Regions from separate parts of the Homo sapiens genome. Here region 2 is linked to region 1. Evidence: chromatin contacts called from ENCODE Hi-C or POLR2A ChIA-PET data. All regions are on one chromosome and are shown on one strand. The core of a region is the stretch at or near the end of the contact, and the rest is flanking DNA. Distances in the headings are between cores, read along the strand shown.

What was found. A loop is a pair of places that touch in the nucleus more often than their neighbours do. ChIA-PET counts read pairs that join two places held with the same protein, here RNA polymerase II (POLR2A). Pooled maps may share reads with other maps.
Region 2: a loop to region 1 is called in a map of Caco-2, with 16 times the contacts of the local background. The contact joins the enhancer-like site here to the promoter of NOP53 in region 1. A Hi-C loop is called at or near these places in 10 of 168 maps with a recorded cell type or tissue (Caco-2, Right ventricle myocardium inferior, body of pancreas and 7 more), 1 of 37 single-sample maps with no recorded cell type and 17 of 50 pooled maps. POLR2A ChIA-PET finds 5 or more read pairs at or near these places in 12 of 52 experiments (AG04450, CD4-positive, alpha-beta T cell, H1 and 7 more).

The regions. Positions count from the first base shown.
Region 1 is chr19:47,742,612-47,749,953 of GRCh38, reverse strand. NOP53 (NOP53 ribosome biogenesis factor) reads right to left here and starts at 4,408. Exons shown (of 13, transcript NM_015710.5): 1 at 4,171-4,408; 2 at 2,923-2,987. The coding sequence starts at 4,394. EHD2 (EH domain containing 2) reads right to left here. Exons shown (of 6, transcript NM_014601.4): 6 at 6,820-7,342. RefSeq lists enhancers at 3,215-3,715, 4,136-4,525 and a silencer at 6,090-6,199.
Region 2 is chr19:47,786,969-47,793,993 of GRCh38, reverse strand. No RefSeq gene overlaps it. Among named protein-coding and RNA genes, the nearest start is that of SELENOW, 12 kb to the right of the region's middle. Within about 2 kb of position 3,958, at least 2 of the 41 ENCODE cell types and tissues checked have a DNase peak (open chromatin) inside an H3K27ac peak, as active enhancers do.

The DNA.
Region 1 (7,342 bases), core at 3,159-5,658:
GCCCCATGCTGGGGACACGAAGAGTCACGCCCACAGCCACATAGGAGGGTCTTCCAGACAAACAGGGAACCTCTTCCCTGCATGGTGGCTCACGCCTGTAATCCCAGCACTCTGGGAGGCTGAGGTGGGAGGATCGCTTGAGCCCAGGAGTTTGATGCCAGCCTGAGCAACATAGTGAGATCTCATCTCAGGGGGAAAAAAAAAAGGAAGAAAGCAAGTCATCAGTTGACACTGAAGCCCAGGGAGGGCCACAGAAGTGGACTTGGGACCCAGGATGGCCACTTCTCAGCATAACTTCTAGTTCTCTGGTTTTTACTGTCTTTTTCCTCCCACAAAGATACCTGTGGTTTTTACTTCAAAAGCCTAACAGTTAAAAGCAGTAACTCTACAGCAAAACACTCTAGAATGGAATAACACCCTTGCATGGACTGTGGGACCTCACACAAGAGGCTTAGCTCCTCCGTGCCCCCAAAATGAGGATGTGGATACCTCCCTCACTAGGCCGTTATGAAGATGTAATCATTTAAGGCCCACAAAGCACAGGGGCTGACCTGGTTGACTGCTCACAACCACTATGATCTTTGTCCGTGTTTCCTTACTAAAGTGGAACCCATAAACTGCCTCTTTCCTGCCCCCCAAAGAGGCTTCCCACTCGCCAAAGCACGCCGGTAACTACTTTCCCATCTGTTCATTACGGGCAGGTCACTGACTTACCCTTTACACTCACACACCAGATCAACTCACTTCGGTCAAGGCTGACTTCTCTAATAACCCCCCACTTTTTTTTTTTTTTGAGACAGAGTCTTGTAACCCAGGCTGGAGCGGAGTGCAATGATGCGCTCTTGGCTCACTGCAACCTCTGCCTCCCAGGTTCAAGCAACAATCCTGCCTCAGCCTCCTGAGTAGCTGGAATTACAGGCATGCGCCACCACGCTCGGCTAATTTTGTACTCTTAGTAAAGACGGGGTTTCTCCATGTTGGTCAGGCTGGTCTCAAACTCCCGACCTCAGGTGATCCACCCGCATCAGCCTCCCAAAGTGCTGGGATTACAGGCGTGAGCCACCACGCCCAGCTTGAGACAGAGTCTTGCTCTGTCGCCCAGGCTGGAGTGCAGTGGTATGATCTTGGCTCACTGCAACCTCTGCCTCCCGGGTTCAAGCGCTTCTCAGTAGCTGGGATTACATGCGTGTACCATGACGTCCGGCTAGTTTTTGTATTTTTAGTAGAGACGGGGTTTCGCCATGCTGCCCAGGCTGGTCTCCAACCCCTGACCTCAAGTGATCCGCCCCACCTCGGCCTCCCAAAGCGCTGGGCTTACAGGTGTAGGCCACTGCACCCAGACTCTAATAACCACTTTTTACCTGCCTATTGGAAGTCTCCTGTACCTCAGGGCAGCTCCTTCCACTCTATCTGGTCACTGAACCAGGTCCGCTCATTTTCATTAAAACATACCCTTTGACTGATCTCACACAAGCTCACTCTCTTGCTCATTAAAGCAGACCCCTTCGCTTGCTTCCAGGCTGTTCATTAGAGCAGATCATCTGTTCTTAGTTTGTTTTTCTACATATTGAAGTAAACACTATTACTCACCAGAGCAATCCCTCCCTCACGCCTCATCTTGTTTCAGCAGATCCCCACCCTACATTCTAGCAACTTAAGGCAAGCAAGTTAAGACGTGTGTTACCCGCTCACTAAAGCAAGTCCTCTTATTCCTATTAAAGCTCATCTTGGCCAGGCGCAGCGGCTCACGCCTATAACCCCAGCACTTTGGGAGGCCAAGGCGGGTGGATCACCTGAGGTCAGGAGTTTGAGACCAGCCTAGCTGACATGATGAAGACCCATCTCTACTAAAAATACAGAAATTAGCCAGGCTTGACCAGGCGTGGTGGCTCATGCCTGTAATCCCAGCACTTTGGGAGGCCGAGGCGGGCGGATCACCTGAGGTCAGGAGTTCGAGACCAGCCTGACCAACATAGAGAAACCCCATCTCTACTAAAAATACAAAATTAGCCGGGCATGGTGGCACATGCCTGTAACCCCAGCTACTCAGGAGGCTGAGGCAGGAGAATCGCTTGAACCTGGGAGGTGGAGGTTGCGGTGAGCTGAGATCACGCCATTGCACTCCAGCCTGGGCTTGAAACTCCATCTCAAAAAAAAAAAAAAAAAAAAAAAAAGAGAGAGAGAAAAGAAAAGAAATTAGCCAGGCTTGATGGTGCAGCCTGCAGTCCCAGCTACTTGGGAGGCTGAGGCAGGAGAATCGCTTGAACTGAGATCACACCACTGTACTCCAGCCTGGATGACAGCGCAACACTGTCTCAAAAAAATAATAGTAATCCCAGGCTGGAGTTCAGCGGCGCGATCTCGGCTCACTGCAACCTCCACCTCCCAGGTTCAAGTGATTCTCCTGCCTCAGCCTCCCAAGTAGCTGGGATTACAGGTGCCCGCCACCACAACTGGCTAATTTTTGTATTTTTAGCAGAGACGGGGTTTCACCATCTTGGCCAGGCTGGTCTCGAACTCCTGACCTCAGGTGATCTGCCTGCCTGAGCCTCCCAAAGTACTGGGAATACAGGCGTGACTCACCGCAACCGGCAGGACTGAGTTAAGCAGGTCCTTGACTTGCTTTTCTGCAAGCTAAAAAGAGATCCTTTAATGTGTTTCTAACTTATTCATCAAGGCAGACTCCCAGCAGCTTATCTGTGCATGGAGATCACTGACATCTCAAAAGAAAAACCTGCCTTCTCTAAGTTCGTCTCCAGCTTGCTTTCTGCCCATTTGAGGTCCCCTTGTTTATATTAAGGTTGACCTGTTTCCGCAGATATTTGCCTTCCAAGCCACATCATTAACACAGATCTCAGAGGCTACCGTAAGCTGACTAACAATGAATAACCGCCATTCCACACCACAAAAGCCTCTCCTCACCTTTTTCCTTGGAGCCAGTGTCCACGAAGAAGAGTTTTTCATTTGGGGCCTCTGACAACAAGCCACTGGGGGACAGAAATGCAGAACATCAGCCAGAGATGTTGGAGAGGAAAGAGATTTAACCTGGCAGGTCCAGCCTTCATCTTCCGCTTAGTCAAGTCCCGCCACCGGACTCTTCCAGGCTAAGGCTTCGCCCAGCAGTTTACAGAACTTAGTATTTAGGAAGGACTGCCAGGCGCAGTGGCTCACGCCTGTAATCCCAGCACTTTGGGAGGCCCAGGCGGGTGGCTCACCTGAGGTCAGGAGTTCAAGAGCAGCCTGGCCAACATGGTGAAACCCTGCCTTTACTAAAAATACAAAAATTAGGCTGGGTGTGGTGGCTCACACCTGTAATCTTAGCACCTTAGGGGGCCGGGGCGGGTGGATCACCTAAGGTCAGGAGTTCAAGACCAGCCTGGCCTGTAACATGGCAAAACCCTGTCTCTACTAAAAATACAAAAATTAGCCGGACGTGGTGGTGCATGCCTGTAATCCCAGCTACTTGGGAGGCTGAAGCAGGAGAATCACTTGAACCCAGGAGGCAGAGGTTGCAGTGAGCCGAGATCGTGCCATTGCACTCCAGCCTGGACTACAGAGAAAGACTCCGTCTCAAAAAAAAAAGAAAAAAGAAAAGAAAAGAAAAATAGCCGAGCGTGGTGGCGCCCGCCTGTAATCCCAGCTACTAAGGAGCTGAGGCAGGAGAATCGCTTGAGCCTGGGAGGCGGAGGTTGCGGTGAGCTGAGATCGCGCCTACTCCAGCCTGGGCGATAGAGCGAGACTCCGTCTGAAAAACATATATATATACATATATATACACACACACATATACACATATATATATACACACATATACACATATATATACACACACATATATACATACACACACACACATATTTAGAAAACAGCAAGCTAAGGTGGATGCATGGAACGTATTTATGCTAAAAATTATTCATTGTTTACCTAAAATCCAAATTTAATTGAGCGTCCTGTATATTTATCTGCTAAATCTGGTAACTCTATCAAGCTCTCCAGCTTCCCATGCTGAGTCCCCTGCCCATGCTCTCCATTTCCTCGGCGGTCCCCGGGACAGGAGCCCCCAACCCCCGACCCCCGACCCCCGACCCCCGACGAGTCCACGCAAGCACGCCTGGCCTTGCACCTGGGCGCAGGAACCGTCCCACCTCCCGGAAGTCCCGCCCAACGTACCCGCTCGTGCGCTCCTGTAGCCGCACGTCTTCCAGGAACTGGTCAACCTCCAGCCCCAGCGGCTCCTGAGCAAGCCGCCGCCAGCCCCGCTTCTTATTTCTTGGGCCTCGCCGCCGCCGCCTCAGCGCTGGGTCCACCGAAGTGGGCCGCAGCCCCAGGAAACCAGAATCGGCATCGCTTTTCGAGCTGCGCTTCCCACCAACGCCACTGCCTCCTGCCGCCATCTTGTCAAAGGAAGAACTCAGCCACTGGCGTCCCAAAAAGCCCCTTTGCAGCGTGCGCGCGCAGATTTCCCACCCTCTTCCGTGACGTACTTCCTGTGGCAGCCATATTTATAAAGTGACTGGAGTTGCCAGGAGGCTGCCATCTTGGTAAAGGATAAATGGCTCCTCCTTCCTCCATTCTTTACAGCGGGATCTGAAGATTCCTAACGGCGGCGGGTGGTAGGAAAGAGACGGGAAGGTTGCAGGTTCTTAGCTTTCGCCCTTAAGCGAACACCTTTCCCGGCCGCCTGGGGTCTTTGCTCAAACTGATTTTTTTCTTTAATAGATAAGGTCTCACTTTGTTGCCCCCAGGCTGGAGTGCAGTGGAAGGGTAATGGCTCACTGCAGCCTCCAACTCCTAAGCTCAGGGATTCTCCTACCTCAGCCTCCCGAGTAGCTGCGACCACAGAAGGGTGCATCCGCACCTGGCTAATTTTTTATTTTTATTTTTTGTAGAAATGGAGCCTCCCCATGTTGCCCAGGCTGGTCTCAAACATCTGGTTTCAAGTGATCCTCCTTCCTAGGCCTCCCAAAGCGCTGGGATTACAGGCTCACACCACCACTCCCGGTCCAAACTGATGTGTGTGTGTTTTTTTTTAAGAGACAAAGGTCTCACTATGTTGTCCAGGCTGGTCTTGAACCCCTGGGCTCAAGTGATTCTCCCTCCTCAGCCTCCGAAAATGCTAGGATTACAGATGTGAGCCACCATGCTCGGCCTGATTATTTTTTAATCTCGTTTTCTTAGAAAGTCAGAACCGTCAGTGGCAGATTCCGCACAACACACATTCCAATCTCAGAAGTTTTGTCCTCTCAAATGTTCCAATCCTAGGATCTTAGAAATCAAGTAACTTTCGGAATATCAAAGTTGGAAGCACAGAACATTAGAGGAATGTTAGAAACATACACTTTTAGGACCCTAGAAGTGCAGACTCAGAATCATTCATCTTGAGCGGGCTACTTCACTGTGCCTCAGTTTCCTCATCTGTAAAATAAAGATGATAACAGTACATCTGCGTCATAAGTCATGCAGAAGATTAAACATATGTAAAGCGCTTAAGGCTGCGTCTGGCATCTGAGTGTTAGCTATTGTTACTGCCTTGCCCTCTGAGGCTTCATCTTAGAATCAACTCATCTTTGTCATTTACAAATAAGGAAGGAAGCTCAGAGGCTCTTGGGCCCTGGCAGCCATTCAAAGGGATCCATGGCAGGGCGTGGTGATTCACGCCTCTAATCCCAGCACTTTGGGAGGCCGATGCAGGAGGATCGCTTGAGCCCAGGAATTCAAGACCAGCCTGGGCAACATAGTGAGATCCTGTGTCTGCCAAAAATTTAAAAATTAGCCAGGCGTGATGGTGTGCGCCTGTAGTCCCAGGTACTCGGGAGGCTGAGGTGGGAGGATCGCTTGAGCCCAGGAGTTGGAGGGTGCAGTGAGCCGTGATTGCACCATTGCACTCCAGCCTGGGTGACAGAGCAAGACCCTGTCTCAAAAACAAAACAATCAAATCAAAGGAATCCAGGCCTCATAAAAGCCACTCTGGACTCATAAAGGAAAAAGGCACAGAGAGGGCAGGCGACACACGCATGGTCACACAGCGAAATTCAACTGGATCCTTGCGCAGAGCGTTGGAAAGGTGACAGGCCCTAAAGGTGACAGGCCCTGGATCGCAGCCCCGAGACCTGAGCGCCGAATCACCTGGGCAGGGATTTTGGCGACCACAGCCTATCTGTTTTCTGAGCGTCCGCCAGGGGGCGCCGCGAGCCGCGAAACTGGGCCCGCGTGGGCGGGATGAGTGCGCGGCCAGCGTGTCCCGGGACGCCGTGGGTGTGGCCTGGATGTGAGTGCGCGGGACTCGGCGCGCACGGTGCGCTGCCCAGCTCTGGCCAAGAGTCCCCGGTGCGTGAGCGCGCGCACACTCCTGGCAGCCCGTGTGGGCAAGGTCACCACTTCCCCAACCAGAAACCAGCGTGTTCCTGGTGTTACGCGTCGGGAGTTATGTACCCAGGTTGTGCAAGGGCACGTTGCCGGGCAGGGCGGGAGCTGGGAGAGCACTTCGTGCCCGAATACACACACACACACACACACACACACACACACACACACACCCCGCGCGCGCCCCAGGGCTTGGTTCCCAGGCCCCCGCCGCGGGAGGTGGGAGGAAGGGATGTCCCGGGGGGAGGGCCCCAGAGTCACTTTTCCTCGGAAAATATGCCGTTCTGGCCCCCAGCCCAGGCCTGAGTCACCAGGCCTCGCTGCATTGAGTCACGGACTCCACCCCGCCCCTGAGAGCACGGAAGGGGGCCTCCCCCCACCCCAAATCCTGCCCAGGTCTCTCTTTCCCTGGGGGAGGGCGGGCGATCCCTGTCCCAAGCCAGCCTCACTGCCACATGGGAAGAAGCCTTGGCTTTATTCGCTCTGTGGGGACACTGTTCCGTTCAGAGGCCCCTCCCAGCCATGGGGTGGGGGACAGTGGTGGGCGTGGGAATCCCAGCGAGCATCCTGGAGGGTGCGTCGTCTCCATGTATTTTGCTCTTCCCCATCTTTTCCATGGGGTCCCCTGCCAGGGTCAAGCACTAATATGTGGTGAAGGCAGCAAACAGCGTCGGCGTCCCTTTAGGGGTGGGGAGAGGGCTGTAGCACCAAGAACCCCCTCCCCCGCCCACGACATCCCTGAAAAGGAGACTAAAATAAAGCCCCGGGGCCTTTCTACGTAGGGGCTCCACTTAAATATGGAATGGTGGTAGGCAGAGAGGCGGTGGCCCAGCAATCCTTAAGTCCAGATTACCAGCTGTGGGGAGGCTTCCAGGGGGCCAGGAGCAGGCTGGGCAGTTCCAGCCACAGACACGTGGGTGGAGGACGGAAATATCTCCAAGGGGGCACAGTATCAGAGGAGCAGGATGGAAGGGGCTTT
Region 2 (7,025 bases), core at 2,709-5,208, 44 kb before region 1:
CTTGGAGTGAGCAAGGATTTCTTAGACCAGGCTGTGCACAGTGGCTCATGCCTGTAATTCCAGCGCTTTGAGAGGCTTTGGCAGGAGGATGGCTGGAGCCCAGGAGTTCAAGACCACCTGGGCAACATGGCAAAACCCTGTCTCTACTAAAAATACAAAAAAAGCTGGGCACGGTGGCTCATGCCTGTAATCCCAGCACTTTGGGAGGCCGAGGCCGGAGGATCACCTGAGGTCAGGAGTTCGAGACCAGCCTGACCAACATGGTGAAACCTTGTCTCTACTAAAAATACAAAAATTAGGTGTGGTGGCTACTCCAGAGGCTGAGGCTGGAGAATTGGTTGAACCCAGGAGGTGGAGGTTGCAGTGAACCAAGATCGTGCCACTGACTCCAGCCTGGGTGACAGAGCCAGCCTCCCGTCTCAAAAAAAAAAAAAAAAAAAAAAAAAGATATGCAAAAAGGCCAGTAAGCCCATGACATCAAAAATCATCAGGGAAATGCATATTAAAACTAAAATGGACCACATGCAGTGGCTCACGCCTGAAATCCCAGCACTTTGGGAGGCCGAGGCGAGTGGATCACAAGGTCAAGAGATCGAGACCATCCTAGCCAACATGGTGAAACCTCATCTCTACTAAAAATACAAAAATTAGCTGGGTGTAGTGGTGCATGCCTGTAGTCCCAGCTACTTGGGAGGCTGAGGCAGGAGAATTGCTTGAACCCAGGAGGTGGAGGTTGCAGTGAGCCAAGATCATGCCACTGCACTCCAGCCTGGTGACAGAGCAAGACTCCGTCTCAAAAAAAAAACTTTGGGAGGCTGAGGCAGGAGGACTGCTTGAGACCAGTCTGGGCAATATAATGAGACCCCATCTCTATAAAAATATTAAAATTAACTGAGCATGATGGTACACACTTGTAATTCCAGCTACTTAGGAGGCTGAGATGGGAGGATCACTAGAGCCCAGGACAAGGACACAGCAAGCCTTGTGTCCAGCCTCAGTGACAAAGCAAGACCCTGTCTCGAGAAAAATAATAAATAAGAAATAAACATATGTCCACAGGAAGACTTGTACAAGAATATTCATAACAACTTTATTCATAAAAGACCAAAATAGAAACAGCCCAAGTGAATGGTTAAGCAAATTATGGTATGTCCATACAATGGACTATAACACAGCACTGAAAAGGAACAAGCTGTGGATACACATGTGATATGGAAGAATCTCAAAATCATTTATGTTGGGTGAAAAAAGCCAGACACAAGAGGTTGTATGTGATGCAATTTCATTTCTATGAAATTCTAGAAGATATGGAAATAATCTGTAGTTACAGAAAGCTCTATATGATACTATTTCATTTATATGAAATTCTAGAAGAGACAGAAGTAATCTATAGTTAGAGAAAGCAGATTGGTGGTTGCCCAGGCAGGTGTGAGAATGAATATAAAATGACTGCAAAAAGGTCCCAGGGAAATTTGGGGGCTGATGGATGCTTCTTGTTTGGGTGCTGGTATCATAGTTGTATACTTTGTTGTTGTTGATCCTTTTTTGAGACGGGTCTCACTGTGTCACCCAGGCTGGAGTGCAGTGGCACAAACATGGCTTACCGCAGCCTTAAGCTCTCAGGCTCAAGTGATCCTTCCACCTCAGCCTCCCAAGTAGCTAAGACTACAGGTGCACACCACCATGCCCAGCCAATTTTTTTTTATTTTTTGTAGAGACAGGGTCTTGCTATGTTGCCCAGGATGCTCTTGAACTCTCGGGTTCAAGTGATACTCTTGCCTCAGCCTCCCAAAGTGTTGGGATTACAGGCATGAGCCACCGCACCCAGACAGTTGCATACATTTATCAAAGCAATTATACTGAACACTTAAGACAAGTGTGTTTTATCTAATGTAAAGAAAGCATCTATCTTTAAAAGTTGATGTTTTAAAACTCTGTGAATTGGGCCTGGTGCGGTGGCTCATACCTGTAATCCCAGCACTTTGGGAGGCCGAGGCGGGCAGATCACCTGAGGTCGGGAGTTTGAGAACAGCCTGACCAACATGGAGAAACCCCGTCTCTACTAAAAATACAAAATCAGCTGGGCGTAGTGACACATGCCTGTAACCCCAGCTACTCGGGAAGCTGAGGCAGGAGAATTGCTTGAACCTGGGAGGCAGAGGTTGCAGTGAGCAGAAATCGCGCCATTGCACTCCAACCTGGGCAGCAAGAGCGGAACTCCATCTCAAAAAAATAAAATAAAATAAAAATAAATAAATATAAAATAAAAAATTAGCTGAGTGTGGTGGTGCGTGCCTGTAGTCTCAGCTACTTGGGGTGCTGAGGCAGGAGAATCTCTCGAACCCAGGAGGCAGAAGTTGCAGTGAGCCGAAATCATGCCACTGCACTCCAGCCTAGGTGACAGAGTGAGACTCCATCTCAAAAAAAAAAAAAACTGTGAATTTTTAATATGAAAGATTTTTTGGTGAAAGGGAGGGTTTGGAGAAGGGTTAGATGAGTCAAATCATGTAAATCTTAACACTGATTATGGTCAGTGATCAACAAACCATATCTGCCATTATTATAGCTAATAATAGCATCACATACAGAATGTTCTTGGTCTTTTTCTGTCAGTCTCTCTCTTTTTTTTTTTTTTTTTGGGATGAAGTCTCTCTGTCACCCAGGGGCTAGAGTGCAGTGATGCGATCTCAGCTCAGTGCAACCTCTGCCTCCCAGTTTCAAGCAATTCTCCTGCCTCAGCCTCCCAAGTAGCTGGGAATACAGGCACGTACCACCATGCCATTTTTGTGTTTTTAGTAGAGTCGGGGTTTCACCATGTTGGCTAGGCTGGTCTTGAACTCCTGACCTCCAGTGATCCAACCACTTTGGCCTCCCAAAGTGCTGGGATTACAGGCGTGAGCCACCTCGCCTGGCCCACATCTTCTTCAATTATCTTGTTGTTGTTGTTTTTTCGTCTGTTTGTTTGTTTTTTGAGTCAGGGTCTCACTCTGTCGCCCAGGCTGGAGTGCAATGGGTGTGATCTCAGCTCACTGTAACCTCCACCTCCTGGGCTCAAGGGATCCTCCCACCTCAGCCTCCCGAGTGGCTGGGACCACAGGCGCGTGCCACCACGCCTGGCTAATCTTTTGTATTTTTGGTAGGAACGGGGTTTTTTCACATTGCCCAGGCTGGTCTCGAACTCCTGACCTCCAGAGACCCTCCCATTTCAACCTCCCAGTGTTGAGATTACAGGCGTGAATCACTGAGCCCGGGCTCATTCTTCAATACGCATCCAGTGACCATGTAAGTACTGTTAACCCACTCTGGTGGGGGTGGGAGGACTGTTCCCTCTATACCATCCCCTCCTCATCCACCACCCCGCCCTCCCACTGCCCGCCGTCAGATGGAAGCACCCCCACCTCTTCCTTCTGCTACTCTGCCTCTCTGCTGCCCCCTGGTGGCAATCCTGGCCCTTGGGTCTCCCCGGCGCTGGTTCTCTGACCCTGTCCTGGTCCCATGTAGCAAGTGTTCCAGTCCTCTTAAGCCAGGGCCAGTCTCAGCAGAGCAGAGAGAGAATTAGATCCGATTTGGAGGCAGGAGACACCCGACAGGCTACTGGGGGAGGGGGCGGGGACAGAGAGCTTGGATAAAACAAAAGCCCCTCCTGCTTTGGGAGGTCGAAGCGGGCAAATCGCCGGAGCCCAGGAATTCGAGACCAGCCAGGCAACATAGCAAGACCCCGTTTCTATAATAATATTTTTTAAAAGAAAAGAAAAGAAACCAAAGGCTGAACAACTTGAGCTTACAAAGAAGAGCTGCAATGAATTGAAAGACGTCAGATGCATGAAAGTCCATTGGTTCACAATGGTCCTCAAAAAAGAGAGAAAAAAAAAACTAGAGAAAGTTGTTGAGGCTCCAATTTAATATTCTGAAAACTGCTAAATTAAAAAGAATCTCCTGGCCAGGCGCAGTGTGGCTCACGCCTGTGTGGCCGGGCACAGTGACTCACACCTGTAATCCCAGCACTCTGGGAGGCCGAGGTGGGTGGATCACCTGAGGTGAGGAATTTGAGGCCAGCCTGGCCAACATGGTGAAACCCCGCCTCTACTAAAAATACAGAAAAAGGCCAAGTGCGGTGGTTAACGCGTGTAATCCCAGCACTTTGGGAGGCCGAAGCGGGCGGATAAACAAGATCAAGAGATCGAGACCATCCTGGCCAACATGGTGAAACCCCATCTCTACTAAAAATACAAAAATTAGCCGGGCGTGGTGGCGCATGCCTGTAATCCCAGCTACTCGGGAGGCTGAGGCAGGAGAATCGCTTGAACCCAGGAGGCGGAGGTTGCGGTGAGCCGAGATCTTGCCACTGCACTCCAGCATGGGGGACAGAGCAAGACTCCGTCTCAAAAAAAGAAAAAAGAAAAAAAAAGAGTTTAATTGGATTATTTGTAACACAAAAGTTAAATGCTTGAGGGGATAGATAACTCATTTACCCTGATGTTATTAGTATGCATTGGATGCCTGTATCAAAATAGCCCATGTCCCCCATAAATATATACACCTACTATGTACCTAGAAAAATTTTAATTTTTTTTTTTTTTTTCACTCTCACCCAGGCTGGAGTGCAGTGGCGCGATCTCAGCTCACTACAACCTCCGCCTCCCGACTTCAAGCGATTCTCCTGCCTCAGCCTCCCGAGTAGCTGGGAGCTACGACGCCCGGCTCATTTTTGCATTTTTAGTAGAGACGGGGTTTCACCATGTTGGCCAGACTGGTCTAGATCTCTTGACCTCGTGATCCGCCCTCTTCGGCCTCCCAAAGCGCTGGGATTACAGGCGTAAGCCACCGCGCACGGCTAAATTTTAATTTTTAAGTTTTAAAAAGAAAGTGTCATGTCACCAATTCAAAGATGGTGATTCACTTGACTACCCTAAAATCTAGATGACCGGAAGTGATTCCTGGTGACCCACAGGGATTCCACAGTGATTCCTGGTCTTCCGCGGTGATCCGAGGTGAACTGAGAAGATGCAGTTCTCAGACGCGGCCACATGCTGTCGCTGTTAGAAAGGAATTCACGGTGTCTCCCCTTTTCAGGCTGGGTGATGGTCAGGCTGAATTCTTTGAAGGTGTGAATTGTCTTGATTACGCCAAAATCCGATGCTGGCGTTTTCATGCATACGGTACGATTAAAATAAGAGCCCTGGTAGATATTTGTAGTGCTCACCAAGTTTTCAAGTTCTCATCCCTTTCCTAAACACAGGAAGACTAAGTTCCCCAGCCAAGTTCTGCAGGTAGGCAGGGGTTTCGTGGTAGGGGTTCTCAAAGTGGGCGGGGCTGCGTAACTGGTTCTGGCCAATGGGCTGTGACGAAAGCTGATACGCATCACTTCCTGGCTGATGCTTTTAGCAGCCAATGCCTGCTCTGAAGGCCGAAGCGGGAAAGATCGCTTGAGGCCAGGTTCGAGACCAGCCTGAGCAACATAGCAAGGCCTCCCACCCTGCCCCATCCTCGCCCAGTTCCCCAACAAAATGAAAAAAAATAAATTAGCTGGAAGTGGTGGTGCGCTTGTAGTCCCAGCTACTACGGAGGCTGAGGTGGCAAGATCGCTTGAGCCCAGGACTTCCAGGCTGCAGTGAACCGTGATCATGCCACTAACACTCCAGCCTGGGCGACACAGCGATACCTTCGTCTCTTTAAAAAAAAGAAAAGCAGGCCGGGAACAGTGGCTCACATCTGTAATCCAGCACTTTGGGAGGCCAAGGAGGGTGGATCACCAGGTCAAGACTTTGAGACCAGCCTGGCCAACACGGTGAAACCTCGTCTCTACTAAAAATACAAAAATTAGCTGGGCGTGGTGACGTGCGCCTGTAGTCCCACCTGGTCAGGAGGCTGAGGCAAGAGAATCGCTTGAACCCCGGAGGTGGAGGTTGCAGAGAACCAAGATCATGCCACTGGACTCCAGCCTGGGCAACAGAGCAAGACTCTGTCTCAAAAAAAAAAATGAAAGAAAAGAGAAAAGAAAAGCCAATGCAAGATTGCCTACGCTGTCTCCGCTCTGTCTACTAAAGCTGCTTTGGGGCCAGGTGCAGCAACAGAATAACAGAATTGCACAGTCCGATAACAACTAGCCACATATTACATGGGTTGAATGTTATTTTTCTTTTTTTTTTTTTTTTTGAGACAGGCACTCACTCTGTCGCCCAGGCTGGAGTGCAGTGGTGCCATCACAGATCACTGCAGCCTCGACCTCCCGGGCTCAAGCAATCCTCCCACCTCAGCCTCCCAAGAAGCTGAGATTACAGGCATGCACCACCATGCCCAGCTGTTTTTTGTATTTTTTGTAGAGACAGGTTCTCACTATGTTGCCCAGGCTGGTCTCAAACTCCAGGGCTCAAGTGATCCTCCCAGCTTAGCCTCCCAAAGTGCTGGGATTCCAGGCGTGAGCCACTGCGCCCGGCCAAATATAATCATTCAGTTCCTTGGTCGTGTCACATTTCAAGTTGTCACCAGTAACATGAAGTCAGTTGCTATGGTGTTGGGCAGGGCAGATATGGAAAAATTCCATCATGCTAGCCGGCACGGTGGCTCACGCCTGTAATCCCACCACTTTGGGAGGCCGAGGTGGGTGGACCACCTGAGGTTAGGCGTTTGAGACCAACCTGGCCAACGTGGTAAAACCCCATCTCTACTAAAAATACATTAAAAAAAAAATTAGCCAGGCATGGTAGCTACAGGCAGGCGCCTGTAATCTCAGCTACTTGGGAGACTGAGGCAGAACAATTGCTTGAACCCAGGAGGTAGAGGTTGCAGTGAGCCAAGGTCCCACCATTGCACTCCAGCCTGGGCAACAAGAGTGAAACTCCATCTCAAAAAAACAAAAAAAGAGAAAAATTCCATCGTGCAGAAAGTTCTATTGGACAACATTGCGCTAGATTCCTGACTAGAAGCAGGAGAACTGTTGCTCTGGAGAGGGCTTTGCATGTGCTGTGTTCATCCATGGAGATTTAGGTTCGTTCTGCTTTAGGTTCGTTTAGATTTAGGTTCCC